2 separate regions of the Homo sapiens genome follow, and region 1 is linked to region 2. Evidence: read pairs that join two places in POLR2A ChIA-PET (ENCODE). Cell type or tissue: A673. All regions are shown on one strand. Each heading gives the region's core, and the rest is flanking DNA. Links, peaks and the distances in the headings are about the cores only. Region 1 holds the start of PKP1 (plakophilin 1). Region 2 overlaps NAV1 (neuron navigator 1).

The links. Peaks named below come from ENCODE experiments on the same cell type or tissue, not always from the same donor. Only the 100,000 strongest peaks of a DNase experiment are listed, where the experiment ranks them.
Region 1: POLR2A ChIA-PET joins it to region 2 with 14 read pairs; 2 of 35 experiments call an interaction of 5 or more read pairs at or near these places.

The regions. Positions count from the first base shown.
Region 1 is chr1:201,276,661-201,292,916 of GRCh38, reverse strand. It overlaps PKP1 (plakophilin 1), which reads right to left and starts at 9,411. Exons shown (of 14, transcript NM_001005337.3): 1 at 9,013-9,411. The coding sequence starts at 9,214. RefSeq lists an enhancer at 9,041-9,570. In A673, for the core only: a CTCF peak has its summit at 10,973; a DNase peak (open chromatin) is centred at 9,546; H3K4me3 peaks cover 3,834 bases; H3K27ac peaks cover 5,000 bases.
Region 2 is chr1:201,544,333-201,560,293 of GRCh38, reverse strand. All of the region lies in intron 1 of NAV1 (neuron navigator 1), which reads right to left. Among named protein-coding and RNA genes, the nearest start is that of NAV1, 13 kb to the right of the region's middle. In A673, for the core only: CTCF peaks have their summits at 13,831 and 14,031; a DNase peak (open chromatin) is centred at 14,033.

The DNA.
Region 1 (16,256 bases), core at 7,445-12,444, 260 kb after region 2:
AAGTCTCATTCTGCCCTGCGTCCCATTCCCTCAGCTATACTGGGAGCTCCACGAAGAGCAAGCCATGGCTCCGTGGCCTGGCCCACACTCTTGTTAAGTGATGGCCTTGGGGGATGAAGGTGAGTGGGATCCAGTGAGAGCCTCCTAAGAGGGATATGCACTCCTTTTCTCTAAAGCGATGGTCAGACTCCCCCATCGGAAACCCTGTCTGTGGGGAAGAGAGTTGGGCAGTGATCTCACCCAGCCAAGGTAGCTCCTCCCCATCTGCCACACCCACTTAGGCTCCCCGGCCATTGCCTGGGGGAGCAGGGCTGGAATATCTGAGCTGGGAGTAGAGGGAATAGCCAAGGGGCAGCTTTGGAATGAGGCAGGGATCCCCACCTCGTGCCACCTCCCCTGTCCAGCGCCAGGTCACCACCCATAGCCCACAGCAGAGAGTGCTGCCCAACTCTCTGCACCCTTCCATCATGGACATTAGGGGTCTCAAGCTGTGGCAGACACAGCTTGCCCTGGGGGCCTAGCGGTGTTGATATTTGTCCTGGTTCTGGCACCTGGGCAAGTCACTTGCTCTCTCTGAGCCTCAGTGTCCTCTTCTGTCAAAAGAGAGGGTTGGCCTCTTACCTCCCATAGGCCCCGTACAGTTCCACTGCCCTGTGGTGGTGTGATGATAGTGACACGTGCCTGACTGCGTTCAGAGGAGCCGACTCCTCCTCTCCAGAGACACAGCTCAGCTTACAAGGAAGAAGGGCAGACATCAAAGGCCACACTACCGCCTCGTTTGCCACCTGCCTCAGGGTCCTCTGAGAGGCCTCCCCTATACTCCAGGCCTAGCCCTGACTCCAGAAGGGCCATCCGCCTATGAGCAACATCCTGGGACTCTGCCATGTGGCCCATTGAACCTCTGGCTTCCTCCAAGCTCCCTGTAGAGTGCACACAGCTCTTCCTCCACCTTTCTCCAGCAACCGCTCCTCTGGCAAGACTGTCCTTATCAGGAAGAGGCTGGAGGCAATCTCATGGGCTCAGTCACTCAGGACTGGTGCTCCCAAGGAAGGGGGCTGCAGCCAGGCACACTCATAGTCAGGACCCTAGGTGGCCAACCACCAGGTCTTGTCTGCCTCCCTTCCACCCAGCCCACTTTGATCATTCTTCCAAGGTTTGATAGGATAGAGTTCATTTGGATCTGGCCCTGTGAGCAGGTATTTCTCACCAAAGGTCAGGTGTGGGTCAGTCAGCTGCTTCTGGGTGGAAAATTTGGGGTGGTGACAGACAGAACTTTATGGAGCACCGGGGAGGCCTCCTGCTATGAGAAGCAGCCCCGGGGGGCTTGCACCAGGGCCTTCTTGCCCGTCTTCTGGGAGAGAACCTGTCAGCATGATGCTGCTCTCCCCATGGGTCATCAGACTAACCATCTCCTCCCGCCACACCCTGCACCTGCCTGCCTCCCTCTCATACACTCTTCTCTGTATGAAGGTAGAGGCCTCTCTGCCATGGAGGTGGCAGTGGACACACAGACACATGGAGGGAGAGGCCAGAATGCCCTGCAGTTCCCAAAGCCAGTCCCCATGTCCAGCATGAACTCTGGTAAAGGCAGGTGTGACTGTCACTCACTTGTGGCCTGCAGGCCCTTCCAGGCAGTTCCTGAAGGCATCTCCTAAGACCTATCTGTAGTTGGGGTCTGCTTGGCTCTGGTGAGAATGAGGGTAACATCACACCTGCCTGCACTGCTAATCTGGCAGAAGGTGACAGTATTTGGGGCGGAGGTGGTGAGAGAGGGGAAAAGTCCATAGTTGTCACACACCTGAAATCACAGCTCGCAGTGTGCCAGATAACCAAGGAGTACTGGGGGCAGGTGTGCTCTGTCTGTAAGAGCACTGCTCCCACAACAAAAGTGATTTTCCCTCTCTTGACCCTGGGGTGTCTGACTGGTAAGTAATGCCCTCTAAAAGTCAAGTTCAATAGCAAGAGCATGGGCTTCTAATGAGTGTAATGGTGCTAGCTCACTCTTCCACTTGGTCCCCGATGTCTCTAGAATGCACTTCTAGGAAGCCTTTCCTGATGAATGACGCCTACTCCCATCTCCATCTCACGCCCGTACAAGTCTCCACCACCATGTACTTTGGACACTCTCTGAAGTGCGAACCATGTCTTTCTTTCCCTGGGACCTTGAGTTCAGGGCATTGCCCCAGCTGGGTCTGGGCCTGACTGGCTTGAGCTGGCTCTTTGCGTCAATGACCTCTTCTCCCTTGCCCAACCCTTGTGGTGAACGTGCTCTGATGCCTGGTGCTTAGAGGCTTAGAATGGGGTCAGGCTCTCCTCCCACTCAAAGAGGTCCCTGGTGAGTGGGGTAAACCAGGAAGAGAGGAGGGCTGCTGCAGCTCTCAAATACCCAAGGCCACCTCCTTGAGGAGGATTCTTAGTTCCTGGGGAATGGGGGAGGGGCTAGTTCCCAGCTCACCCCACAGAATCACTCCTACCCTCCAGCTAAGCATCTGCTTTGCCCCTCTTCTCCCCATATGGGTGCATGCAGCATGAGCAGGGATGTGGTGGCTTCTCGGTGACACTGACAGTGTGCCCAACCTGTGTGCCATCCTCAGGAAGCATCTGCCCACCCACAGAACCCCAAGGTCAAGGAGCAAGTGCCTCAGAGCATCTGCCACTTTCCCAGGTATACAAGCAACACAACCTGCTCTGTCCACATAGCTCGTCTGATTTTACATCCGCGTTTTAGGGTGTAAAACCATCTCAGAAAATCTACCGCTCAGGTCACCAGTGTCCTGGCACACTGCTTCCCTTTGGTGCCTTAGACAACGACAGGCTGATTCTTTCTTGTGTCATCGGTGCAACTCAAGCTTTCTCGCCTCAAAACCTTTGAAACTGGAGGCAGCTCCTTCTTTAGGATGAGTGGAAATCTCTCTCCAGTAGGGGCAGGTGAGCCTTTGCAGGGATGACTCATCCTCTTCCACCTCCAAGCTTTCAAATAGGTCACACTTACTGCACCTGAAACATTCTTTCTCTTCTTCTCCAACCCTCCCCCTGCATTCAAAACCTTGCACAAAAATCAGCTTCTCCTAAAGATGACCGCACCCAGCTCTGAGCACTCCAAACTTGCCAGCATAACCATGTCAGCACTCAATCCAGCGGCTGACTCTGCACTGGCTTGTGGGCTCCTTGGAATGTGGCTTCTGTACACTGTGTGTGTGTGTGTGTGTGTGTGTGTGTGTGTGTGTGCACTCCTCCCAGAAGGTAGGGCCTGGGTCTCCCCAACCAAGCTGGGAGCTCCCTGAAGCAAGGAATCTTCACCTTTGGTAGATCCACACTCCACACCCCCAATCCCAGGCCCAGGTTCTACATAGAGAAGGCTCTCAGGACATCAGCCTTCCTGCAGACAGAGGTCATAGGGAAATCCGCTTTTTCCACTTTCCCTCCCCTCAAATCCTTCTCCTTCGTCACAGGGCAAGCTGCTCGGAACACATTCTTGCTTACTCTGTCTCCCTTAAGGCCGATGCTTCTTCTAGCATATTCTACTTTTGAATAAAGCCCACCTGTCCTTCAGCATGAAAAGCTTGAGAAAGGAAGCTCATTTTCTTTTAGTCTTGAAAATGCCTTTACTTCACCCTCTGAAATCTCTTTCACCCATGGTGCCCAGAAAAGCTAGGCCCACAGCAATAGGAATTTAAATGAGATAACAAGAACTGCCAGGAAGCTACTGCTGAGAGAATACCCTCAGAGGTGTTTCGGAGTGGGCAGGAGTGGACTGTGTCTGCGGGATGGTTCCAGCTCCTGGAGGGAGGACTGGGCTGGCCAGCCTCCTGCCCCCTCTGCTGGGCTGCTGGGAGCACCGTGGACATGCCTCCCCAACTCGGCAGCTTCTAGGAGATGGGGAGGGCAAGGAGTTCAGCACAGCCTCACCGGGCACTTTGGTGTGGCTCTTGACCTTTTCCTGGGTGTACGTACTGAACAGAAATGCTGAAACAAACTGGGTTGCTGTGGCCTGTGTTCTCTCTTCTCCCTCTCCAGCCCATGTGACTCCCTCAGGCTCTGCTGGGACGCGTTCAGACCTAGCTCTGCCACAATCCTGCTGCTCTTTCAGCAGATCTGTTCATGGCCACCACCAAGCCTGAGGACTGGGCAGAGCATGGGAGCATCCTGTGGGGACAGGATGGGCGTGAGGGGGCAGGGTGGTGGGTTAGAGTGGGCAAGGGTTGACGGGTTCAGGTGGGGTTCAGAGTCAAAGGCTCTCGCCAGCAACTACTACATTAAGTGTGCGTGTGTGTGTGTGTATGAGAGAAAGACATGGGTGTATGTCATTGTATAGGGGTGCTCCCCCATGCTGGATCTGTGTGAGTGAAGGACAGGGACTAGAACAGTGGTTCTCCAACTTGGCTACACATGAGAATCACCTGGGAGTTTCTGAAGTCCTGATGCCCGTGCCATCTTTCATACTCACTAAGTCAGAATCTCTGGGGGTGGGACTCACGCATTTGTGTTGTTTGAAATTTCCAGGTGATTCCAATATGTAGCCAAGTTTGAGAAGAGTGGATGAGAAGACTTTTTAATATGTTAGGATGTTTACGAGAGAGACACGATGAGTGGCATGCCTTAAGGGGAAGAGCTTTTTGGCAGAACAGCTGCTGGCGGTCTGGGCAAATGGTTTGCAGAGCTAGAGAGTTATAAAATCTATTTCCAAAGAGTGTTCCCATTGCAAAGCACTTTGGAGATGATCTAATCCAACCTCTGACAGCTGCAGAGACCCAAAGAGAGGCAGCGACTTGTCCAAGATCGCACACCAGGTAGATGCCAGGCTGGGCTCCTGACACAGCACAGCTGCAAGGACACACATGTACACACACATAACATAAGTGTGTGCATGTTATGTGTGTGTACGTGTGTGCATGTGTGGGTGTGTGGATTCATGTGTGGGGTGTATTGTGTATACATGCATATATGCATGTGTGACCTATGTGTGTATACATGTGTGCGCATGTGTCCAGCGTATGCCTAGAAGGAACTTCACATGAAGATATCTAACATTCGTCCATTTTATTTTGTTCAAACATTACACATCTTGTAAGGGTCACGGCCCATCGCAGAAGCGCTTCCCAGATTTCTAAACCTAGAACAATTGGCACAATGATACTTACAATGGTATGGGGTCGGGGGAGGAATTTGTACTTTTAAAAAATCTCTGTCAAGGAGCAGGATCCAGAGAAGCAGCATTTGCTGCAAAACACCCTAGAATACCCAGCATTTTTGCATGTGTTGTAACAGGCCAACGGAAATTCTGGCTAAAACTCCAACTTCAAGCCAAGGTACATTGTAAAGAAACAAGAATTGGTTCATTTGAAGTTTAATTGGTATGTTTCGCCAATGGAACAAGCTAAAGCACACATAGCCATTACCATCTGCAATCTCAGCTTCGGTCCCAAGAAAACAACCCCAGAAGTGATGCCTGTGGTCAGGAAAGGACAACTTTCTAGAAACTCTAATGAGCAGAACACTCGGGCAGAAGCTCATGCTGAGACATAGTCAAACACAAATACAAAAAGCCATCAAAGTGGGGGCTCCTGAGGCGAGCTCCTTCACTGTGCAGGCTGCGGAGTTCGTACAAGCATGCCCCCCTCTCCCCTGATGAGGGCTGAATAGACACAGGAACTACAGAAAGGGAGCAGGCACCTCCCCTGGCTCAATGTTGCCTCCAGCCCCTACCTCTGATCAGAGAGAAATAGAGGCTTAGCAATTTTAGATGGGAAACAGTACTTCTATGAAGAAGGGAGAAAGAGAATTTCAGGCCAAAGGCTGAAATAAAAAATCACAGATGGCTAAGCAGGCAGTGAGACAAAGCAGGCAATGGTGCTGGTGTTGTTAGGACTTCCCTGGAAGGAGACAGGACAGGTGAAAGGAAGCTCCTTTCACTGAGCTGGGTGTGATCTGTATTCACAGTGGCGGGGGAGCGCTTGGGTTAGGGCAAGTGAGATTCAGGTTCAGCTTTAGGAAGAGATTCCAAGTGAAGTTATAAAGATCTGGAAGGTGGATAAGTGTTTCCTTCCCCATCCTCAGGGAGGTCATTTCCCTGGCAAAGATCTTTTGCTGGGTGGTGACATCCCCCTCAGTTTCCCCTTGCCTTCCACACAGTCTGGGAAGAAAAGGAGGCCAGACACCCTGAGGCACACAGGGACAGCCTGAAAACACAGGGGAGCAATACTTCAGGGGCAGTTCAAGATGGGTAGGCAGGTTCAGAGCAACCTCCTTCTGCAAGGTCTCCAGGCCACAGAAGCCACCTTCTTCCTGCCCGGGGCCTTCATGACCAGGGCAAGGTGCTTGTCTGATCTGTGGCATTTCAGGGAGAGCATGAGTGCAGACAGGCATTTTGTGACAGGCTCCAGGGGCCCTTCCTCCAGTCCTCAGTGGCTCAATACTCCCTCAGTGACAAGAGAGAAAAGAGCACTAGTGGAGAGGAACTGAGAAGCCACTTCTATCACAGGACCAAGGATGGCTGGTCCTGACTGTCCTTCCTGGGGTACAAGGAGCAGTGGCTACTCTTCCAGGCAACCTGTGGGGTATGGTTGGCCCTTCTTAACTAGGGAAACTTTGGATGGGATTCAAGGGGCTCAAGAAGACCCTAGGTAAACTGACTCTGCTCTTGGAAGAGACTAAACAAGAACCTGAATCTGTCCAGGGGGCGAGGGAAAACGCCTGGGGCATGGTCCTTCCACAGCTACCAGCTCATTCCATTCCAGGAACCAAAGCAGGCTCCTGACAGGTAAACCAGCATAAGAAAGAGGGAGCAGAGTGAGTAGAGGTGGCCGCAGAGCAAATAGGGGACGTTTGGGTGTTTCTGATGGAGAAGACAAGGAAATCTGATGAAAACTAAGCCAGATAAACCAGAAACACCAGCTCCAAGTGACCAAACCGCCTCTTCCAGCAAGGATGCCTCTGCAGCCTCCTTTAGGAACCTCCGCAGAGTCTGAGGGTAGAGGGGACACGCCCACAGGGCTAGACCTTGGAGTTTCTGGAGAGGTAGCCATCAGCATCAACCCTCCCCCAGTGAAGCCCCCTGGGGGACCTTGGGAGGAAAAACAAAGAGGGAACAAAGGAGACCTTATCAGATAGAAGTTCCCCACAAAGACCAAGCCCAGAAAGTGCACTTCTTGCTGACAGACACTCAGCCAATATCCCGATAGGTAGGAGGAAAAAGGGGTCCTTGGGGCACCCAGGGCCGGTTTGAGTTTTCTGGAGTTGTGAGCCAAGAGCTCAGGCTGGGATGGAGTGGGAGTGGGAAGGGGACAGCCAAGTCTTGTGCAGAGAGGAGAGTAGGTTGAGCTGTGCTCTGGGCTGTAGCCAGAAATGGGGGCACTTTGTTATTCCAAACCTAATTCTAAAGAGGCTAGGAGGCACCTACCAAGGCACCAAATAAAAGGGAAGGAGGCAAGTGCTCTGGAGGTGGCATGATCTTGAGTGGAAATGTGACGAGAGGAGCCTGGAGCCCACACAAAGGCAAAGAGCACACAGAGAAGCAAAGGCCTTTAGGTCTGGGGCCCAGGAAGTCCTCTGCCGGCCATTTTCCTTCCCTCGGCTCTACAAGGGGCCACTCAGGAATGGGGGCTAGGGAGTAGGTGGGGGGACAGAAGCCACAGGTAGAAGGAAGTGTGAGGTGTGTGTGTGTGTGTGTGTGTGTGTGTGTGTGTGTGTGTGTGTGGTGGAAGGGCCAGGGTCGGTTTCTTTTGTCTCCTTCCACCTTATTACCCCCTGCCCCTCACTCTCTCCTAAGGCCTGTCTTAATACATAAGTCTTGGTTGACCTGTACTGTTTGGTAATGGGTAAAGTCTTATTAGCATTTTACTAAACTTAGCTAAATAAAATAAGTAAATAAATAAACAAGTGGAATCTTTGCTCACTTGTGTGTAATTCTTACCAGGCATCCTTTGTATCAAAGTGTTTACTTGGTCTATAAGCTCTCCCCTGTCAGGTACTGCCCCTTCCTCCTTGAGTTTCCTGGGTGCTGCCCCTTTCTCCCAGGTTCCCCCAGTCATGGGATCTGGCCTCTCAGAGGCTGGAGGAGGGGGTGCCAGGCCCGGGATCCAGCTTGGAAAAGTGCCCGTGAGGGTTCAGCTGGAGGTCTCCCTGGGGCCCGGGGGGATTTCCAACCTGCCATTCCGTACTCTCCCCATGAGACACTTGTTTCTACCTAAGCTGGGTGGGGTAAGAAGAATCCAGTGGGAAAGAGGATTTCTGCATTGGCTATTCGGGAAAGAAAGCATCCCTGACCCCCTTCCCTGTCGTCAAGGGACCCACTGGCCCTGGGGCGGCCTTCCAACTAGGCTAGCCTCTTTCAGGAGGCTCTCGATAAAGTGCCCTGGAGTTCCAGGCCCTCGTCCCTGCTCCCTGTGCCACTTTCCCGTCCCGCAGCGCCTCTCCTGAGCTGCACTCCTGTCTCAGCGACTCCCTCACCCCGCTCGCGGATACTCATGCGCGGCCCCACAGGGACTGGGGTTCCCCTTGGCCTGGACGCTGGGCATCGGCCTCCAGCTGAAGGCCAGGAGATCAAGCCCAGGAAGGGTGAAGGGTGGCCCACAACCGTTTGCGAGCGCGGGGACCATGGGCCCCAGGACAGCCGGGGCCAGACAGGATGCAGGGCAGATCCCTAGAGCAGCATCCGAAAGAGAAAGCCGTCCAGACCCAGGGCTCAGGGACAGGAGAACCGCTCGCGGGGGATCCTCAACCTCCTGGCACGCTGGGACATGCTCCTGGCTGTGTCCCGGTGAATCACCCATCCTTGCCCACTAGCGCGCCATCGAGCTCGCGGGGCCGTCGAGCCAGCCTCGGGTCGCGTTTACACCAGCTCAGAACCGGCTGGGAGCTCGGCTGCTCGCACTAGGTGCGTAGACCCTGCCTGGGGCCGGCAGCCCCTCGCCTCCCCTCATCCCCGGGGATGCGTGCGTCTCTTGGTCCCCGCCACTGGGCCAGGGTGCTCTGGAAAGGGGCGCACGGACCACGCGGGGGCCGAGCCTTTACCTCGATTGGAGTGGCTCAGGGTGGACGACTGGGAAGACTTGGACTTCTGCCGCTTGACGGTCATCATCACCTGCTCCTGCACGCGCTGCCTGCCAGACGTGCCTGTTTTCATCTTTTGGTCCGACGGCAAAGCCAACGTGGAGTTGTCCTGGTCCTGGAAGCATTCGTACGCCAAGGCGGTCTTGAGCGGCGAGTGGTTCATGGTGGCGGGAGGCGGGTGGCGCGCGGCCGGGGCCTAGGAGAGCAGAGAGGCGAGGCGAGGTGCGGTGCAGCGGGCGGGCAGGAGCGTGCTCTTCTCGCTCTCAGCGGCTCCCTACGGCCATAGAGTGCGTGGTCCGCGTGAGGGCTCCCTGCAGCTGCTCCTGGCGCTTCCACCCTGGTTCGTCCCTCTCTGGCACTGGCGAGGCCCGCCCTCCGTCAGACAGGATATACCACCCCTGCCCTGCACCACCCACTCCACCGGGCCGCGCGCTGCTGCTGCTCAGACGCGGAGCTGCAGGGCACTGCTGCTGCGGAGCCAGCGCTCTTGGGGGCAGGGCTGCGAGTCCCCTGTGTGGGACGCTGGGCGCCTTCCTGCTCGCTCTTTTTTTTCTCTCCCTTCCCTCTCCCCATGAGCAAGAAACGTCGCAAGCCTTGAGGCCCCAGGGAGACGCCCCTCTGTCCTGTTCTGCCGGCTCACTGAGAAAGCATGTGCTCAGCTCAGGAACCGAGGGAGACCTCTCTCTAGGAAAGAAAGGAGTCTTTCTTGACCAGGCTGCCCAGGAGAGCCAGGCGTCCATCTCCCTCTGTACTGAGGTCATAGCAGAGACCAACCCCGGCGGTGGAGGCTCCCGGGCTGATGGCAGAACCATAGCTCTTGCTCCAAAGGAGTGCTCCATCTTATGGGGGTAACCCAGTCTACTCTAAAGGAGCTTCCTCTGAAGAAAGTGGGGTAGGGGCAGTAAGGCCACATCAAGGAGCAGACTTGGGATATCAGACCACACAGTGGGTATGCCTTGGTAAAACCGGTGGTTATTTGTTGTTCATGAGTATACCCCGGTAAAACACCACGTGAACAGCGGATCCTCTCTGAAACTCCACTATAACCTCTAAAACAATGCCTGGCACACATAATATTAGGCGCTTAATAAAAAATATTTTAAATAGGTGAATACGTGAATGCTAGTTAATTTAAGGTAAATTAAATCTAACTCGGATCCTAACCAGATCCTCACTGAAAAATTGAAAAGCTGCTTTACCCTGAAATTTCACTCTGGACTTATTATTCTGGGACCACTGTGTGCATTCCCCTATATACACTCACCCCTGGGGACACATGTGCAGTGAAGCTTTATTCATGTAGCATCCTCTCCAGGCGTGGAGGGAGCCCACATCAGTGAATTTGGTGTGTAACAGGAGCTGAGTGTTTTTTTTTTTTTTTAAGTATTTACTTTGATGGAAATCTTTCTAAAAGGTATCGCATTCTGTTTGCCTCCTAAAGCAAACAACACTGAACATATTTGCTGTACTTCTTGATGCCCTGGGTTTCTCATTCTGGACATCCATTACTGAACTGTGTAGTCGTGCTGTCCGGTCAGTTTCTTAGTTTTGGGGCCTCCACCAGTGTGTGACACTATCACAGCCGTCACTCTTGCTGTCATTTGAGGCTGCCGCTCACAGCTCACATATTTTACTTTTAGTTTGCTCTTCTAATCTACAGAGGAAAGGACAATCAGAAATCTATTCTTTTTGGGAATTTTATGTCGAGGAAGGATCAAGAAGACTGAATGACTGTCTCAGGGACCATGTACATGAAGGTCACTCACGCAACTCCTGAGATGTGGGTGTTACATGCGGGGAGCCCCAGCTTTCCCAAGGAAGGTATTCCTAGTAGCAATTTGCAGAGCAGATTATTGTAAAGCAGATTATAGTTTCCAATAGAAACAGTTTTATTATTGAGGGCGCTGTTCCTAAGAACTTAACCTCAAGTAAACCAGAGATGTGATAAAAAATATGTCATAGATGTGTACAAAATACCTGTAAACCTCTATTATCACTTCATATTGTAAGATTCTGCCTCTAGCCATAGACCGCCAGGACTGGACAGAGCCTTGGACTTCATCCAGCCAAGCACTGCATTTCACTGATTAGGAGAGGAGGTAGCTTGCTTGCAATGCCCCAGTTAATATGTGGCAAAGCCTGCATCCTAACCAGGCCTTGTGACTCCTGGCACAGTGCTCATTCCACCACATCATCCAGCTTCCCTTATAAAAGTCCTATAAAATGGACATTAAAGTACAGTGCACACCGATTATATAAGGGCCCCAATGTACTGTAAAGTATACACAGCAGCATATAAAAATACAATTCTATTGTATCACACATTTGGCCTATCTAAAACCTAATATGCTAGCCATAATAAATGTTAATTACATCTTTAAATAACGATAATTTTCCTATTCTAGGATATAGAAGGGCCCTGAAGGAGGGGATTAGAGTAGCTCATCTTCCTATAAAAGGCAAGTCCGTGGAAGCAGAACTGATTATCTTTAAAATTGTTTCCAGGTATGAAGTTCAGTTTTTCTAGCTACTTCTCTACTATGTTAATATTGACATTATTTTGACATATTGATAGCAATAGCATTTACTATGCTCCTCCAAACACCATGCCTACCAACCAGGCATTGTTCTGAGCCCTGTACACGAACCACATCATTTAAATCCTTACAATGACCCTATGAGGTGGGCACCATCACCCTTCTTTTTCAGATGAGGTAACTGAAGTTCCATGAGGCCACCCAGCTGGCAACAGGCAGACAAGGCAACTGCAATCCAGAGCTGGACACTCAGTGGCAGTGCCAGGCTGCCGCCTCGAGATTTCTCTGTGACAAGCAGATCCTTCTCTGGATAGGTATTTTAACAGCATCCATTCCCATCACAGGGCACGAAAGTCAGGCCAGCTGGGTTCCTGATCTAGTTGTGTCACTAACTAGCTTCATGTTAGACAAGTGCCTTCCTCCGTCCCTTGCACCAATCTACAAAGAGAGCGGGTAAACTTCGTGGCTCCTAAACTCCACTCTAGCCCCAACATTCTATAATTCTGTCGATTGTGGGGATTTGTAGGGCAGGACATCTTGAATCAGGCCCTTCTGACAGAGGAGGAGAGGAAAGAGAAGTCAGGTTACACATTCTGGGCCACGGTGAGGGAGATATACTCAGGCTGGGAGGATTGGTTTGGGGCTCAGGTATATGGTTTTGAGCCAGCAGGCCAATGCTATTTCCATAATCTCTCTCTCTCTTCTGCCTGCCTGAGCCCCACCCTATGTGGGGCCTGTCTCAGAAATCAACCAGCAAGGAGGCTAACACTCCTAAAGTGAAGAAAAGATGTCAAGGAGGCACAGTCACATGATCCTGGCTCTGAAATGGCATGCTTTCAGGTGACTGTCAGAACATATATTTAGATGTTAAAATTCTAATGGATATGGGTTAATTTTGGCTTGGAAGGTGTTGGGGGTGATCAGGGGGAAGCATCCTGAAAGAAGTTAATTTTGACTTGATTCTGAAATAAGATGAGTATATTTTCATCCTCAAAGGAATGAGTATGAACGGGCTTCTAATTCTCTTTGCTGCCTCCTTAGAGCATTAAGTGTGACCCAGATTTCCCTTTCAACATTCTGGCTCCCAGACTTCACATCCTGTCATCTCTATGTTCATTAAAAAGTGAAATATGAGTTCATTTACTCAACAAGTATTGACTGAGCATCTGCTATGTGACAGACCTTGTCCCAGGTACTAAGGATACAATGGTGAGGAAGACAAAGTTCCTGCTCTTACAGAATTTACACTCTGTCACTCTCACTCTGTGCAGTGGTGTGTCTTGACTCACTGTAACCTCTGCCTCCCGGGTTCAAGCAATTCTCCTGCCTCAGCCTCCTGAGTAGCTGGGATTACAGGTGCGCACCACCATGCCAGGCTGATTTTTGTATTTTCAGTAGAGACAGGCTTTCACCATGTTGGTCAGGCTGTTCTCAAACTCTTGAACTCAAGTGATCCACCCACCTCGGCCTCCCAGAGTGATGGAATTACAGGCATGAGCCACTGTGCCTGGCCTAGAGCTTATTTTCTACAGGAGAGAAGGAGAAGGCTGGGCCAGGAGTGGGTGGGGGCTATCCCAAGGAAGGCTGAGAGGAGGTCTCTGGGGCTCCTGCTGCTTCTAAGAGTGTCTGGGCTGAATCTTCTCCCTTCTCAGTTTCCAGCCCCCCAGGTGAGGGGACCACCTCTAGCTGAGCCCCTCACTGACGCAAACACCGCAGGAGCGTGGAAGAGGTAGGTTTTCTTCCTGGATCCCTGGGCTTGCTGGGTGGCCCCATCTTATTCAGCCCAGTCCGTCTGCAACTGAACTTCCTGGACAGCGGCCACGGGGCCAGCTCCCTATTGTGAAAGCTTTTCTGGATGACATCCTTTGGCCAGTTAGCAGACTCCTCAATGGCTGCTCAACTCAGGAATCTTATAACCTTCCCTGATGAACTCGCACTGCCCCCTCCCTAGTCTCTAAATCGCCTCTGTCTTTTCTCCTGCATTATTTTGTTTTCATCCTAGCACTCACCCCATGCAGCCACCTGCCCCTTACCTTTGCATATTTGCTGTTCCCTCTGTGTGGAGCACTGTCAGTCAGTCACTTAAATACGTACCGAGTGCCTAAAGGGGCTGGTATCACCATGTCAACCCTGGGGATACAACGATGAAAAAGACCAGATCTTGCTCTCATGGGGCATATGTTCTAAAGACATAGACAAAGAGTCGATCTGTAAATGATTGCAAATTATATTAAATGCTATGAAGGAAACAATGAGCGGCTTAGAGGCTGCAGAGAGGGACAGCTTTAGCCATGGTGACCAGACTGTGACAGGCTGAGACTTGAAGCATGAGAGGCAGCTGCCCATCTCAGGAGTGAGGGAAAGGGCTCTGGGCAGAGGAAATGGTGAGTGTACAAGCCATGAACCTGGCATGTCTTCAGAACAGACAGACCAGGGAGACCAGGCAGGTGGGCACAAGATGGGCAGGCAGGCAGTACTGTCCTGTAAAGCTTTCTTGAATTATGAAAATGTTCCATCTCTGTGCCCGCTATTTAAATCAGTTCAAATTGTGTAAAGGAAACATTCAGTTCCTTAAATATACCAGCCTCATTTTAAGGGCTTGATAGCTACATGCTGCTAGTGGCCATTAAATTGGCCAGTGCAGGATCATGCTGGAGCTTGGAAACTTCCGTCTGGGAAGACAGAAAATACTCCTGAATTTTTTTTTGTTTGTTTGTTTTTTTGTTTTTTTGAGACGGAGTCTCGCTCTGTCACCCAGGCTAGAGTGCAGTGGTGCAATCTCGGCTCACTGCAAGCTCCGCCTCCCAGGTTCACGCCATTCTCCTGCCTCAGCCTCCCGAGTAGCTGGGACTACAGGTGCCCGCCACCACGCCCAGCTAATTTTTTGTATTTTTCGTAGAGACGGGGTTTCACTGTGTTAGCCAGGATGGTCTCGATCTCCTGACCTCGTGATCCGCCCGCCTTGGCCTCCCAAAGTGCTGGGATTACAGGCGTGAGCCACTGTGCCTGGCCTCTTGAATTTTGTTCTAAGAGTAATGACAGAGCACTGATAAGTCTTAAACAAGGGGGTGACAAGCCCCTCCCACCTCCTGCCTTCTTGCCACTTGTCAATCCTATCTATCTTGGTGAAGGAATCTCCAAACCAAATTCAAGACCCCCTCCTGGGGACCTTTGTGCCTGGTGCCAACTGTGTTATAGCCCTCGGCCACTTTGTCATACTCAGATGTCCATAAGACCTAGAGCAGACTGAGGGAGGGGATGTGTGCTTTTCATTTCTGCTTCCTCACTGTTCACACTGGTACACATCACGTGCTCAATACATGTTTTTGTTAAACTAAAGCCACCATCTTGCTCTGGAGCAAGGCCATGTCCCAGAACTTTCCCAGGTCTCTGGAGTGATTTGGGCTCAGGGCATCCTGGCCAAGCTTTTGCCTTTCTCAAAGCCAGTTTCCATTAAGACCGCTGTCCTCACCTCCTGCCAGTAGGGATGCCCTCAGGAACAATCCCACCGGGCTTCCACGAGAGCACAGAAAACCTGCCCTTCTCACTTCCCAAGGGAAATTTACATCAGGAAGTAAGAAGTCATTCAATCCCCTGCCCTGTCCTAGGCATCTCAGGAAAAATCAATCCAGGAAGTCATCTTCACAAGGATCTGGACAAACAATGCCTCATAGAAACCCTGTGATGACTCCTTCCAGAATCCTAGACCCTCACCGCCCTCAGGGTACCAGGGCAAGATTGCACCAGACTCCCAGCCTGACTCCTGGTGTGATATATGCCACTGCAGGTACCAGACTGCAAGCCATTACACTTGGAAGGTGCAGACAGTGCACAGAGAGGCTCCCAGCCATGGACAGGGAAATGGGGGCTACTGGGGCAGGGGCGGGAACAGTAGGGGCCTCTCTCCCAGCCCTTTGGCAAGCACCCCAGTGAGAGAATCAGGGCATGTGACCATGAGTCTCCTATCCATGAAGGCAGGGGTGAAAAGGCTGGCCTGTGCCCATTCACACTAACCCAGCTCTGCTCTGGAAGGAGCTGAGGGGTACATGCTGGCAGTGGGAGGAGAGAGACAGCAAAGAGGCTGGTTACAGAGGCCCAGAAAGGAGGGTTTGGATGAGTCTAAGGCGTGCTGGGCTAGGCCAGCTAAGGGGCAAGGCCAAGGTGTGCACCTAGGGCTCCTCCACACACCAGAACGCTCTCAGAGCTGCCTTTCTGGTCTCTCTGGGTGGGGTGGGTGGGGTGGAGGTGATGAATAACAGCAAAGACCCAGCCCAGTGCCGACTGGCTGCTGTCAGCACTAGATTTGCTCTGGGTCCCGCCCCTCTGCCAACCCAAATTCTAGTTCTGTCTCCCAACACTGGCCTGCCGGGGGCCTGCCTCTCTATCCACCCTCTCCCCTTGGCCAGCAGTGCTGTTCTGTGGCCCCCTGGAAGGACGAGGGCCCCAGGCCTTGGCCACAGCCTCAGGATCCTGCTCAGCCCCCAGCTCTCTCTGGGACCAAAAGCCATTTCACATAGACTCCAAAGTGTGCCCAATGGGACAGACTGGGAAAATAAGAACAGGGGCTTCGGGCTGGGTTTGGTGGCTCACGCCTGTAATCCCAGCACTTTGGGAGGCTGAGGCAGGTGGATCACGAGGTCAGGAGATCGAGACCATCCTCGCCAACAT
Region 2 (15,961 bases), core at 10,962-15,961:
ATCAAATAGCATTCTAGCCTGTCCCATACTCTATCACCCAAGATCCTTAATGGGTTTTACATCCTGAAAAAAATGAAAGTTACATGAGAGAAAGCAAGAATCTTGGTTTTTGTTGAGGAGGGGTGTGGTTTATAGAAGATGGAACCTAAATCAAGAATAGGAGAGTTTTTTGATACCACCCAGCAAGGCAGAGGCAAACACAACACAGAGAGACAGATACGGTTCTGCTCTTCCCATCCTCTGAACTTCCTCGGCCGCCCTACCCTGCCTGGCTTCCCGCACAGTGCAGGACTGCCCCAGCCTGAGCCTCTCACCCCAACTTTCTTCCAGTCTGAGAAGGAGGGGACACGTGCCTGTGGGACCTGCTTCCTTAGCCCACAAGATGCAGAGCTGCGAGCTGCCTGCATAGGAGAGGAGGGCGTGGGGATCGGGCTGGGTTCTGCTGGGCAACTGCACCCTCTGGTGGCGGCAACAGGAAGATGCAAGGCCATGCAGACAAAGGCCGAACCAGATTCTTCCTCCTTCCCAGAATCCCTCTACACCGCCTTTATTAAGCACCTATTGGCGGATGGCACGGGGTTCTGTCCAAAGAGAAGTGGATGGACACTGCACTGTTCTTAAGGGCTGCTAAATGAAACCTGCACAGGAGAAAGGAGGCTAATCCTTCCACAGCTCTGGGCTAACAGGCCTTCCCTTTCCTCACACTCCAGCTTCAGCGATCAGTGCTTCAATGGACAATTTTGCTGCCCTCTGCCCACATGCATGGCACCTCGACCATCATCTCGGACAAAGCTTCTCACCTCCATCAAAACCCTGCTCCCAGTCGTAACTCTAAGGACCCTCAGCCTCCCCCAACCTACAAGAGACTTAAAAGCAGCAACTGTTGGAAGAGCACTGTTCCTGGTGGTTTATGTGCGAGTCTCCAGTGTCAGATCCTCCAAGGGTGTGCTTCTGGTCTCTCCAAATGGATGGGGAGCTTCTCAAGGGCAGGAAACATTTATTGAGCATCTATTTCATAGCCAGGCCCTTTATAACCACAATTCATGGTAGCCTCTCGGCAGGCCCGTAAGGACCATAAATAACCCCCAATTTACAGAGGGGAAACGGGCTCCAGAAGGCCAAGAGCTATCAACAACCCCTTTCCATATGCCTGGCGCTATGCTAAAGGTGTTATACGCGTTATCTCCTTCAATCCTTGTGAACAAGGTTATCCAATGAGCTAGGTTAAAATTATTCCCATTTTACAGATGAAGGTGTTGGGGCTCAGAAAACGATACCCCATAATATGGCCTTTTGACATGCTGAACTAAAGAAGCAGACTCAAGGTACCTCTGACTTCCCCCACCCCAACTCCTGCCTCTCAATCATCCATCTTTCTCAAAGCACAGGATGAGACTATTCTCTGGAATTCTCTTATCTCCCTAGAAGCCAGACCCCAAAGAGGAACACAATTGCTTTTGATTCCTTCCCTGAAGTTTTATTAACCATAGAAGATTAAAATTCATATCACAGAGGAAGAGACTGAAAATTAAACACCACACCTGTGCCGGGCGCGGTGGCTCACGCCTGTAATCCCAGCACTTTGGGAGGCCGAGGCGGGTGGATCACGAGGTCAGGAGTTCAAGACCAGCCTGACCAACGTGGTGAGACCCCGTCTCTACCAAAAATACAAAAATTAGCCAGCGTGGTGGTGTGCGCCTGTAATCCCAGCTACTCAGGAGGCTGAGACAGGAGAATCGCTTGAACCCGCGAGGCAGATGTTGCAGTGAGCCGAGATTGTGCCACTGCACTCCAGCCTGGGCGACAGAGCAAGATTCCATCTCAAAACAAACAAACAAAAAACACCACACCTAGATCCCAGACAAATTTTGTCCCAAACCAGTGTTCGTTCTTTGGTTCCATTCAATTCCCAAAGAGAATGATTTACTAACCATTATCTGAGCACTGGGCTCATTCATTTCCCCGAAAAATCACTGCCTACTCTTCAAAATGGCCATATGGCCCGCATTTCCCCTTCCCCTATGTAGAAGGGTATATAAGCCTCTGGACCTCACTGGGTTATGGAGTGACCATTCTCCTGTGATTCCCATGAGCTTATGCACGTTAAATAAGTTTATCTGCCTTTTATCTACATATCGTCAGTTTATTTTCAGTGAAGTTTCAGAGGGTGGTGGGAAAGCTTTCCCTTGGCTCCTACAAAGCACGAAAACATTGAGGGGATAAATAATATGCACGAAGTCGCACAGCTAGGAAGAGGCAGCAGGATAGAAACCCAGTTCTGTTTCACCCTTATTCTTATCCCTGGTTTCTGTTTTTGTTTTTTGGAGTCCAGGCCTCCTCCTTTCTGCCCCTCCAAGCCCCTTGCGCAGGGTTCCATGCACAGCTCAGTCACCGCCCAGCACATAGATGGCTTCCTTTCCGCAGCCCCTGAGGAGTCCTTTCGTCCTTCTACAGCCAACTCCAGAAACTACATAGAGTGCTTTCTTCCTGTCTCTCTTCATCCCTTCCACTCCTATTGGAACAAAACCACGTTTGACATTTCTCAGCATTATTACATTAAACAGGCTGGATCTCAGCCAGCTATTTCTGGGCTTTAATTACTTGTTCTATCTAGCCTAAGTGGTGTGGGCAAGCCGGTCCTCAGTTAACCCACCTGAAAACTGGGAAGATCAGGAACTATCTCCTAGAATTTGATTACCAGCCAAGGACGGTGCTAATTTGGAGGTGGTAGTTAAGTGTTTTGGGGAGGCTGGGTGGTTTCTGACTTTAATTCTCTCTAAGACTAGCCCAGGGGAACCTCTGGGGCCACAGTGCAGCTTTGTAAGTGATCTCCCCATGGGGAGTAAATGTCCTGGAATCAAGCCCTAAGGCAGGCCCCTAATTCCTTGCATGTGTGATTGGGCACACAAGCCTCAGGACACGTCTGAAGGCTGTCCTGTGGGCTGTGCTGAAGGACATTGGACAAGCACATCCCCCAACCCTTTGTCTTTCTTCCAGAATCTCTTGCATTGTTTCACAAAAGGAGCAGCACAGAAGTTGAAATTCACCCAGGCACCTCAGAGGGCATTGGGCTCCTGCCTCAGGTACTAATTGCAATCCAATCTGGCTGAATGATTGGGGCTGAAATGTGGCATTTCACCATCACAGTTGGTGCCGTGGGAATGCATAGAAATCTTCAACTTGACACCAAACTGGACTTCCCTAGGGCTTCCTAAGAGAAACAGTAGATCATTTTCATCTCAGCCCCCTCCAAGCCTTAAGTGGGGGCCCTGTGGTCTGGCAGGATCATGGAGTCAGGGTTCCCGGGACCCTGGCTGACTCATCTTCCTCCTTTGCACCAGAGACGAGTCTACTGGTCTGAGCTTTTGCCTGAGATATTTGCCCGTAGAATTAAGCCCCTGTTTTTACAGGGGGAACACTAATGATTTTCTAGGGCTCTCCATTGAGAGGTCACTTGAGACCCGTTTTCCACACAGGCATTTGGAGGATGGTGCTCTTTGCTGGTGAGGAGAGGGGCATTTCTCCAGAGAGGGCCCCAAGGACTGGTGGCAAGCCTCTATGGAGGGGGCAGGGCTGGTCCTTAGACCTCTGCTGCTGGCCCAGGTTGGACTAAGGTTGGGGCTAGGACAGCAGAGGGGAAGAGTCCAAGTATTTTTCTCCCCTTGCCTGGAAGGCCCCCCAGTTCCCTCCCCTCCAACCCAGTCTTTGCCTGACTTAATTCCTGCAAGCCCAGGAGGAGGAATTCACCTCCCAAGAGGCCCTTCCTGCCCCTCCAGGGGTTACAGTCCCTCCACTGTCCCCCCACTGTCCTGAGCTATTACAACTGGGGTGTAATCACTGGTTTGCTTACCAGACCTTTTTTTTTTTTTCTTTTTTGAGACAGGGTCTTCCTCTGTCCCCCAGGCTGGAGTGCAGTGGTGCGATCTCAGCTCATTGCAACCTCTGCCTCCCAGGTTCAAGAAAGTCTCCTGCCTCAGCCTCCCGAGTAGCTGGGACTACAGACACCCACCACCATGCCCGACTAATTTTTTTATTTTTATTTTTTGTAGAGATGGGGACTCTGTATGTTGTCCAGGGTGGTCTCAAACTCCTGGGCTCAAACAATCTACCCACCTTGGCCTTCTAAAGTGACAGGCATGAGCCACTGCTCCAGGTCTCAGACTATTTTTTATAAAAGAGCGTTATACTGTTTGTCCTTAGCACCTAGGACAGTCCTAAGCTGTGGCTAATATCTAGTGAATGAATGAATGGATCAGTGAATTAATGAATGTGGCATTTTCAATCCCCACTTTCGGACCTGAAATCCTAAGTCTCCCAACTCAAATACCTCTTGGGCCTTTTCCACAGACTGTTCTCTTGGGGTTCCAGATAGGCCGACCTCAAGTAGTACCCCAGAAGCTGTTATTAAATCTGCCCCGCCCCCCGCCCCCCATCTCCCTTCACAGCACCTTTGCTCCAGCACCCGGGAACCCATCTGGCTCCCGAATCCCCACTGCCCCTCCCTTTTCTGGCCTCTCTTTCGGAAACACCTTTTTCCTGCCTCCATTAGGCCGCTGTGTTTCCTGCACAGGAAGAGGGCCTTTTGATTCCAGGGTGCTATTTATAGCAGCCCTCCCTCCTTCTGAGCCTCACTAAGGTAGGGGTGATGGCGCAGGGGATGGGGATAGAAGATGCTTGGGACTTTCCAGGGTCCCGGCCACCAGGAGAAGAGGGCTGAGTTCCCAAATGAGGGATGGAACCTAGAGGAAGCTTCTGATCCCCAGACTGGCTTACCCTCCTGACTTCCCCATATCTGTTAGTAGCTCCACAGCTCTCCCAGGCCCCCAGACTCAAAACCTCAGAGCTTCAGAGTCAAGGAGTTGTGGGATTTACATCTAGGGAAGACATTACAGATCATTTTGTAGATGAGGAAACTGAGATCCAGAGAGGAGAAGAGATTTGAACGAGGTCACATAGAATGTTAAAAGTAGGTCTCTGGCCAAAATCTCCCCTGATTCTTGCCTTACCTGCAACAATGACAAAGGATTGCCTCATTCAATCTTGTGGCAGGTGGCATGTTATGGGTTGAATTGTGTCACCAAAAAAGATAATTGAAGTACTAATTCCCAGTGTCTCCGAATGTGACCTTATTTGGAAATAGGGTCATTGAAGAAGTAATTAGTGAAGATGAGGTCATACTGGAGTAGAGTGAGCTCCTAATCTGGTATGACTGCTGTATTTATAAGGAGAGGGAAATTTGGACATAGACATACACAGAGGGAAGAGGATGTGAAGGCCACAGGGAGGAGATGGCCATGCAGCGGTGAAGGCAGAAATCGGAGTGATGTGTCTCTACACCAAGGGATGACAAGGATTGTCGGAAAGCACCGGACACTAGAAGAGGCAAGGAAAAATTCTCCACTAATTTCAGAGGGAGTATGACCCTGCCAACACCTCGATTTCAGACTTCTACCCTCCAGAACTGACACTATAGATTTCTGTTTCATTAAGCCACCCACTTAGTGGTACTTTGTTATGGCAGCCCTAGCAAACTGATCATTTGATGGATAAGGACTCTAAGACTGAGACAGGTTAAATGAGTTACCCAGGTTATATGCCAAAAGGTGCAGGAGGGACTCAACTTTCAGTCCAGTGCTCTTCCAAAAAGACTGCACGACTTTTGGATTCTGCTCTCTGTTGTGTCCCTCCCATGTTCCACAGTCATCCAGTCCTGTTCGGTTTTCCTTTGTAAAAAGTCTCTCCCACGGCTCTTCCTTTCCTTCCCCAGCAGGGCCGCCCTAGCCCAGACTTTGCATGTCAGGAACGTGACAGTACATCTGCTGGCCCAACTCTCCCTCTTCCAAGCCATTAGTTGGTCCCACACCTCTTTATGGAATGCCCACTGCTTGCTAGGTTCTGTGCTATGTGCTGGCTTCCCATCGGTGAACAGAACAGACGTGGTCCCTGCCATTAGGGCCGTCCTGCTGGTAAAACAGCTTCATCATGTCACTTCTTGGCTCCGGGTCACCAGTGTCTCCCCACCACAGGCTCCAGTCTTGCACGTGGACCTGTGTTTCCCACATGCAGGGCCAGACACCCCTGTCTGTCAACACGTGTCAGCTCAATTCAGATTAAAGAATAACATTCTGTCTTATGGGGAAACCAGGGGCCCCTCTACAAATGATCTGAACTTCCCAGCTCCAGGAGATAAAGGCAGCTCCAGTCCATGGAGGGAAGAAAAGGCATTATGGTCTTTTACAGCAAGACACAGAAATGGGGAAGTTGTCTGGGAACAAAGAAGGTGACACTGAACACTTTAAACATCCACTAAGGACCGACCAGCTTAACTCTCAAAACCCTGGCAGATACTCTATTGATGCTGGATAGATGTGAATCCTACCGCAATGAAAGGAATCTCAAGTTTCCTCCCATAAACAAACTGTGGCACATTCATACGTCAGAAATTAAAAGAAGCAAAATACATCATTCAACATGGATGAATCTCAAAAACATTATGCTGAGCTAAGAAGCCAGACACAAAATAGAACCTACCACATGATTCCATTTATATGAAGTTCAAGAGCAGGCAAAACTAATCTATGATGATACGAATCAGAACACGGAGACAGTGGGTGGGAGCACATTGACAAAAGGGACAGGAGGGAAATTCTGTGGGTTGATGGAAATGTTCCATATCTGGATCCGGTGTGGGTCACATGGGCGTATTCATTTGTCAAAAACACATCGATCTGTGTGTTTCACTGTTTGTAAATTATACCTCAATTAAAATAGAAGACAATAGAATAAAAGAAGAGAAAAGGATTCCCTCCTTCTCGGTTGGAACACACAGTGGCTGGCCTTTTGCAGGTGAATATACCCTCACATTTTCTCCTGCTTCTCTCTCTAGACCTGAAATCTGGCTCAAGCTCTGTTCACTCCTCTGGCTGAGTTTAGGAAGCAGCCCAGGCTCTCTACAAAGAGGCAGATGGAAGCAAACAGAGCCGGCAGCCCTGGCCCATGGGCCACTGAGCACAGGCTCTGTCTGGCTTTGTGAGTCAGGCCTTCACCACAGAGGTATCCAGGCTGAGCCCTCCCTGGTGTCCTATTGCCTGGAGATGGCCCCAGCCTGTATTTTGGCTCACAAGCCTCGAGTTTATCATTTCAAATCTCCCACCTTACCATATATTTTGCCTCAGCCACATCTGCGGCTCCTCCTTCCAGAGCCAAGCGGGTGCTATTTACAATGCCCTGGAAACACAGCCTGGGCCAGATAATAGGCCAGTGTTGCCAAACAAAACCCCAGGCCACTCTGCCCCCCTCGTCCCCTGGAGGCCTGCAGTCTGGAGCCCAGAGGGGCCTGAGGGACCATATATCTTAGAGCCAGCACCACAGATAACCCTTCCACCCGTCCATCTGACCCTCAGACAGGGAAGCATCCCCTGTCTGATACGTAAACATCCATTTGGGGATAAATCTACCCCGAAGTATAGTCTGCATGGCTGGGGCTAAATGAGGCATCCTTGACTTCGCTCCATCCCTTTGCCTGTCCGGTGTACGTTCGGTGGATCAAGGATTTATTTTATACATGGGGGTGCAGCGAGCCACGGGGCATCCAAATTAAGGACCATAAGAATGACCAACATTGGCTCTAGGCCAGAGGGTGCTTAACACCTTCTAGGATGATCTTCACAATTCCCTGGCCTGAGTATTATTGCCCCCATTTTACAGACGAGAAAATTGAGGCTCAGGGAGGTTGTAGGAACCCGGGTCAGGCTGACTCCAAAGCCTGTGCATTACCCCACATGCGTCAGAGCCCAATGTCAGGGAGAGGTCAAGGAAGCAAAGAGGTGGCCTCTGAACAAGCCAGGGAAATTCAGCACCTTCAGCGCTCCCGTGGGCAGGAGAAAGGGAAAGGACATTCCCTTTACCCACCTCAGCTTAAAGGCATCCCTTACCCCCAACCCCGCCACCCTGCCAAATAATCAATCAACAAATGTTTGCTGAGCCCCTACTGTGTATCAGGACCCAACTAAGCTACTTCCAAGTGCTAAGAGCGGCCAACTCAGAGTGGCATTGTGGGCTTTCCTCTGCCCTGGGAGGCCTTTCCCAGACTATCAGCATGCCAGCCCTGACTCGGCCTCTGGCCCCCTCCCTGCCATCCCAAACACAGAGGCCTTTGTCTTTGTCACAGTCTCTGTGGCCAGCTCAGCAGTGGCCATTCCCATCCACTTCCCACAGCCACCCCCAACTCTGTGGTCACTTTCTAGGCCTCCCTACGGCCCCTGATTTCTTTCTGGCCATGGCCAGCAAGAGGAAGTGGGGAGATGACTAAGAGGGGTGATGTGGCATCTTTGTGATGACATTTAGTAAGGAGCTTGGTAATGAGTGACAGAGAGACACTGGATCTCACAGGAGATGTGTAAATTGGGAGGGGCCGGCTTATTAGCTCCAGACCGGCTAAAAAGCAGAGGAGTTTTAATGGGTTGCCAGCCTAACACAGGCCTAAATTCATGCACAATGGTAATTTTCAACTCTGATGAGAAAATGAGAAACAGAACCTCAAAACGTAACACTTTTACGTTATTTTTTTGACTGGGTAAAAATGAGCAGAAGTGATAAAATTGGTGGTGTACTTTAAAGTAGCTTTTATTGAGAAATAAATCTCAAGCGCTTGTCAAAATAAATGTGATAGCAAAGTAAATTTAAAAGCTCAATATGATTTCTGCATTTGTATAACAGACATGATGTCTGTGGTTAAGTTCTATGAGCCATTAAAGACACTGTGGCGCTGGGCGAGGTGGCTCATGTTTGTAATCCCAGCACTTTGGGAGGCCGAGATGGGAAGATCACTTGAGCCTCGGAGTTCCAGACCAGCCTGGGCAACATAGCAAGACCTTGTCTCTACAAAAAATGTAAAAGTTAGTCAAGTGTGGTGGTGTGCTCCTGTAATCCCAGGTACTCAGGAGGCTGAGATGGGAAGATCGCTTGAGCCTGAGAGGTTGAGGCTGCAGTAAGCTATGATTGCATCACTGCACTCTAGCCTGGGCAAAAAAGTAAGACCCTTTCTCAAGAAAAAAAAAAGAAAGACACCAGTCCACTGGCCCCTTCTGCTATACATGACCCTGGAGTGTATTGGAAAGGACAAAGACCAGGAGCTGGAAGACTTGGGTTCCCCAACTCATTCCCTAAAGTTATGTGGCTTTGGGTAAGTTACTTAGCCTCTCTGAGTCCGATTTTGACATCTACAGAAAGGGAAATATTTGTCCTGCCCACCTCATAAGGTTGCCATGAAGAGTAAACGAGAGGATGGATATGAAGTCATTCAGCACGGACCATAGAGTAGACCAGAGGAACCTTTGCAGTGAAGGCCTGAGGAAGAACTCTGATAGCAGGATGGGATTTAGGTTATGGAACTTCAGTCAAGCCAACCTCCATCCTCTGGGTCAGGTGACTGCTCCAGAGTGGTGTGGGTCTCAAACATTTGCCGAGAGGCCCTTCAGGGCCATACATAGACCACCCACCCCACATGTTCCCAGGACAGAAAGTGCAGAGCCGAGGAGCTTTTCAGAGGCCCTGGGTTCCCAAATACAAACATAAAACTACAAAATTGAAGTTAATCAAGATTTAATCAAACATCTATAAAATGTAACATTGTGTCAACTTCTTCAATACTTAACTTTAGCTTTCACAAAAATGCATTCTATTTGAAAATAACTTACAGATAAAATTTTTCTTCTGATCCAGTAATTTCTGCATATGTTCAGGGTTACCAAGAAATAGCCAATTTAAAATTATTAATAAATGAATTGCTGATAACCAAATACTTTTAAAAGTGAAATTATAGGCCAAGGATGGTGGTTCACCCTTGTGATCTGAATGCTTTGGGAGGCCAAGGTTGGGAGCAATCCTGAGGCCAGGAGTTTGGGACCAACCTGGGCAACATAGCGAGACCCCATCTCTACAAAATATACAAAAATTAGCCGGGTGTGGTGGCGGGCGCCTGTGGTCCCAGCTGTTTAGGAGGCTGAGGCAGGAGGATCACTTGAGCCCTGGAAGTCAAGGCTGCAGTGAGCTGCATTGGTGCCACTGCACTCCAGCCTGGGCAACAGGTTAAGACCCCGTCTCTTAAAAACAAAAAAAAAGTGAAATTATAATTTTTTTTAAATTACAACAAATATTTAGCAATTCATGTGGGATGTAGGGTGTTGGGTGCATCCTTATGGGCATGCTGCGTCCTGGAGCTCTTTCTGGGTGAGCATGCCCGGCGGGCACCCAGGTCTTTTTTTTTTTTTTTTTTTTTTTTTGAGATGGAGTCTCGCTCTGTCGCCTAGGCTGGAGTGCAGTGGTGAGATCTTGGCTCACTGTAAGCTCCGCCTCCTGGGTTCACGCCATTCTCCTGCCTCAGCCTCCCAAGTAGCTGGGACCACAGGTGCCCACCACCACACCCGGCTAATTTTTTTGTATTTTTAGTAGAGACAGGGTTTCACCCTGTTAGCCAGGATGTTCTCGATCTCCTGACCTCATGATCTGCCCGCTTCAGCCTCCCGAAGTGCTGGGATTACAGGTGTGAGCCACTGAGCCAGGCCGGCACCCAGGTCTTAAGACAGTCCTCTCTGTGGTTGCTGGGCAGGCTGTAACCTGCCCAGCAACCACAACTAAGTATATTGAGCTCTGCTTAAAGATTATCAGTAAATGTCATTTACATGATCATGACTACATAAATATTATTAAATCCCAGCCTTAGATTTCCTTCCTCCAAGGCCAGGCCTTTTGTCCTGCTCACCTCTGTGTATTTAGAAGCCAGAAGGCCAGGCGCGTTGGCGCATGCCTGTAATCCCAGAACTTTGGGAGTTTGAAGCAGGTGGATCGCTTGAACCTAAGAGTTTGAGACCAGCCTGGGCAACATGGCAAAACCCCCTCGCTACAAAAAATGCAAAATTTAGCCAGGCGTGGTGGTACATGCCTGTAATCCCAGCTACTCGGGAGGCTGCGGTGGGAGGATCATCTGAACCTGGGGAGGTTGAGGCTGCAATGTGCTGTGATTGTTCCACTGCACTCCAGCCTGGGTGACAGAGTGAGACTTTGTCAAAAAAAGAAAGAAGGAAAGAAAGAAAGAAGGAAGGAAGGAAGGAAAGAAAAGAAGGAAGAAAGAAAGAGAGAGAGAGAAAGAAGAAAGAAAGAAAGAAAGAAAGAAAGAAAGAAAGAAAGAAAGAAAGAAAGAAAGAAAGAAAGAAAGAGAAAACTAGAATATCTGAATTTAAAGCCTGCCTTCCTCACTACTGTTTTGGGTGGTCACCATCAAATTGTACAGAAGACCTTATAATAACAAGCAACAGTTTCCTGTCCCACCTCTTCCCAACTCCATTCTATTGTCCAAATAGTTTTCTGTTATTAGCTCCTTTGGTGGTTATCCACGTAAACTCTAGATAACATACTAATAACTATTCCCTGTTTTGTCACCTGTAGACAATATCTATCATTACCAAAGGAGTTAGACAAGTTTAGAGCACTTACACTAAACCCGACTCTCTTTCTCCTTTTCTTCCTCCCAATATTTGATTTTAGTTACTTTTATGAGTTATCTTGTACCTTTGATCTTAAAATTTGGTTTCTTGTTTTCTAACACTTTGACAGACTCTTGAATCCCCTCAGTAGAAGAGGAGAGTATTAGAGACCCTCCTTTTCCCTCTTCTACCTCTCTTCTTCAGTCAATAACACCTTTATTCACTTATTTATTTATTTTTATTTTTTTAAGAGATGGGATCTTGCTCTGTCACCCAGGCTGGAGTGCAGTCGTGCAATCATAGCTCACTGCAACCTCAAACTCCTGGCTGGGATCAAGTGATCGATCCTCCTATATCAGCTTCCCAAGTAGCTGTGGCAGGAGGACCATACTATAGGCATGTGCCATCATGCCCAGCTAATTTTTTAATGTTTTGTACAGATTGGGGGGTGAGTCTTGCTAGGTTTCCCAGGCTGGTCTTGAATTCTGGCTTCAAGAAATCCTCCTGCCTTGGCAGTTACACCTTTATTGATAGCTATTTACAGCCTGCCCAGCAACCACAACTAAGTATATTGAGCTCTGCATAAAGACTATCAGTAAATGTCATTTACATGATCATGACTACATAAATATTATTAAATCCCAGCCTTAGAGCCTCACTTTCCTCCTCTGTCAAATGGGGACAGCATAGCATGTGCTAACACCTCATAAGACCTAGTGGGCTGGGCACAGTGGCTCACGCCTGTAATTTCAGCACTTTGGGAGGGCGAGGTGGGTAGATCACAAGGTCAGGAGTTTCAGACCAGCCTGGCCAAGATGGTGGAACCCCGTCTCTACTGAAAATACAAAAATTAGCCGGGCATGGTGGCAGGTGCCCGTAATCCCAGCTACCCGGAAGGCTGAGACAGAGAATTGCTCGAACCTGGGAGGTGGAGGTTGCAGTGAGCCGAGATCATGCCACTGCACTCTAGCCTGGGCAACAGAGCAAGACTCCGTCTCAAAAAATAATAGTAATTTAAAAAAAGACCTAGTGAAGAGGATACAGAATGTGTGGAATGTAAAAGACGCAGGTTTTTACAAATATAATCTCTTATTTTTCTATCATTACATATGACATGCAGCATGGAGTGGTAATAATGGCTCATACTATTTGGGCAACTTAGATAACTCTCTGAACTGCAATTTCCTAACCAGTAAAATGGAGAGAATACTAGTACCTATCTCGCTAAGTTGTTGGAACGATTACATGAAATGATATAAGTCAAAGTGCTTCTCCTCCCGTGGTTCACTATCCCAATTTTAGGGATCATGACCTTATTTCCCTTTTGCTGAGAGAGAAAATTCCAATTTAGGCCTTAACTGAGCAGGCTGTGGGTTGAGAAAAAGTATACAGCACTCTCAAAAAGGCATTTGGGAAACTACTGGAAAATCTGATTCTGGCCATATATTAAACAATTCTGTTAAATCCAGTACTAACGGGTATGATTGTGGTGCTGTAGCTTCATAGAAGTATGTCCTTGTTTGGCCGGGTGCGGTGGCTCACACCTGCAATCCCAGCACTTTGGGAGGCCGAGGTGGGCGTATCACCTGAGGTCGGGAGTTTGAGACCAGCCTGACCAACATGGAGAAACCCCGTCTCTACTAAAATTACAAAAAAATTAGCCGGGCATGGTGGCGCGTGCCTGTAATCCCAGCTACTCGGGAGGCTGAGGCTGGAGAATCGCTTGAACCCGGGAGACGGAGGTTACGGTGAGCTGAGATCGTGCCATTGCACTCCAGCTTGGGCAACAAGAGCGAAACTCCATCTCAAAAAAAAAAAAATGTCCTTGTTCTTTGGAAATAACATGCTTAAGTGTTGAAGGGTTAAGTATCATGATGTCAACAAATTACTTTTTTTTTTTTTTTTTTGAGACAGAGTTTCATTCTGTCTCCCAGACTGGAGTGCAGTGGTGCCATCTCAGCTCACTGCAACTTCTGCTTCCCGGGTTCAAGTGATTCTCCTGCCTCAGCCCCCTGAGTAGCTGGGATTACAGGCACCCACCACCATGCCCAGCTAATTTTTGTATTTTTAGTAGAGACGGGGTTTTACCATGTTGGACCAGGATGGTCTAGATCTCCTGATCTCGTGACCCACCCACCTTGGCCTCCCAAAGTGCTGGGATTACAGGTGTGAGCCACTGGGCCTGGCAACAAATTACTCTTAAGTGGCTCAGAAAAATATTATATAGATTGATCTATATACAGAGCAATCTAGCAAAATGTCAACAATCAGTGAATGTAGACATTCATCGTACTAGTCAGTCTTTCACCTTCTCTACTTATCTGACGGTTTTCAAAATAAAACCTTGTGTGTGGGGGAACTTGCACCATAGGAAAGCACCTTAACTGTCATGTGGCCCTTTCCCCTCCCCCTGGGAACTGCGCATGGGCCCTGAGGGTGCAGCTTCCACAGACTCACCCAGTGAGGTAGGGGTAAGTGTGGCTGACACCTTCTAAATCTACTTGGTAAAGCGAACTATACCCAGAGGGCGATGAAGAGCACAAAAAGCCAGGGTCCAACGGGCAGCACGCAATAGTGCAGGGTATGCCGTGCAATCCAGCCCTCTTCCTGAAGCTCTGGGGAAGGAGAGCCAGAGGGGCCATACAGAATGGTCCCAGATGAGAGACAAAGGCAGGCAGCTGCTTCGTATGGGTCCTGGCTGGGGCCCCCTAACCGTGTGTCTCATCAGCTGTCTCTCCTTTGTTAAAGGAAAAGCAGGAAGAGAGCAGTTGGTATCTTGGCATTACCCAGAACCCAGATACTCCTTCCCAGTCAACTCAATTATCTGCACCAATGAACTGGGAAAAAGGCACTGGTAACTGACTCTTGAAATCCTTTATTATGGACCTATTCTATGCTATGCTTGAAGTCTACCAAAAAATTAGATAACACCAAAACCAGATGAAATAACTAAACAACAAACAGTAAAGAGCAAAGATACAGTCAGACTCGTTCCTTTATGCCTTCATTTATCCCTTCTGCATCAGCCCAGTTCTCTGGTTTTCAGGGGCAATCTACAAATTGAAAAGAAAATCTGCTTTGTCTATCTGATAATAAATAGGTGATCTGCCTATGGCTAACCTGTGCCAGTAAGCTCATAAATGGAGTGGTGCACCTCACTCTGGACATGACACCTTCAAAGAAGAGAAACTAGCATTTAAAGGGTGATGCATATAATGAGGAAGGTGAGTAAGAAATAGGATGAGACTGGGCATAGTGGCTCACGCCTGTAATCCTCAACACTTTGGGAGGCAGAGGCAGGCAGATCACTTGAGGCCAAGAGTTTGAGACCAGCCTGGCCAACATGTATCTGGAATAGAAAAAGCTACATGCCTGGGTGACAGAGAGAGAGATTCTGTCTCAAATAAAAAATAAATAAATAAAAATAAATAAATTAATTAAAAAAAAAAAGAAAAGAAAAAAGATTAAATCTGGCATTTATTAAGCACACACATTGAGCATCCCAGAGACTGAGTCAGGTCTGACATGGTCTCACTTGATTCATGCAATCACTCTTTGACTGTATTTTTTGAAATTGCCAGATCATAGGAATCTATGCAGGTGTGGGGTTGTGGAATGACGAGGAGGAGAAGGAAGAGGTTAGGACTGAAAGCTGAGGCAAGTTGGAAAACATTGTCCCAGGAGTAAGGCATTTTCATTCCACTTTTCCTGGGGAAGAAACAGAGTCTCTAAGAGATTCCATGGCCTGCCCAAGGTCACACAGAGTGTAGCGATGATGCTCATGTGGAGGATATAATTTCAATTGCCAATATTTCCTAAATGCTCATCTCGCTAAGGACTTCAGGTGCAAAGTCAATGTTTGAACCTTGAGTTCAAGTCTTAGTTATGTCATGGTCCACAATCTTGCTATTACGTCATATATCAACCTTCCTTGAAAAAACATGGGGACACATCCAGTGAAAATCTGAAGGAAGTGGGGCTGCTGAGACCAGAGAAGAAAAGATGGGGACAGATGCATGGTAGTTGTTCCCAAATATTGAAAGGCTGACACTCTGTAGGCAATCACACTTATTCTGCATGACTTATTTTGAATATCCTCCACTTTATTCAGGGATGCATTTTGGTGAAGCCCACTAAGCTTTTGGGATCTTTCAGCGATGGGTGGAAGTCATATCCCTGACAGATTAATACAATGAGGAACTCTGAGAGACAGAGCTGTCCAAATATAGAATAAGATGATTTCAACATAGTGTTGCAGGAATGCCCCAGCAACAGAGGTGTCCAAGCTGGATGACCTCTGAGGGGGATGTTTTAGGGGGATTTGATGTATCTGGAATAGAAAAAGCTACATGACACTTAAGTTTCTTTCCAACTTTGAAAGTTTCATTTTACAGAAGTTGGTATTTACTCTATTTACAAATGGATTTTAAAATCAGGGAAGGGATGTAAAGTGGGTCAGTATTACCGACCAGATGGGG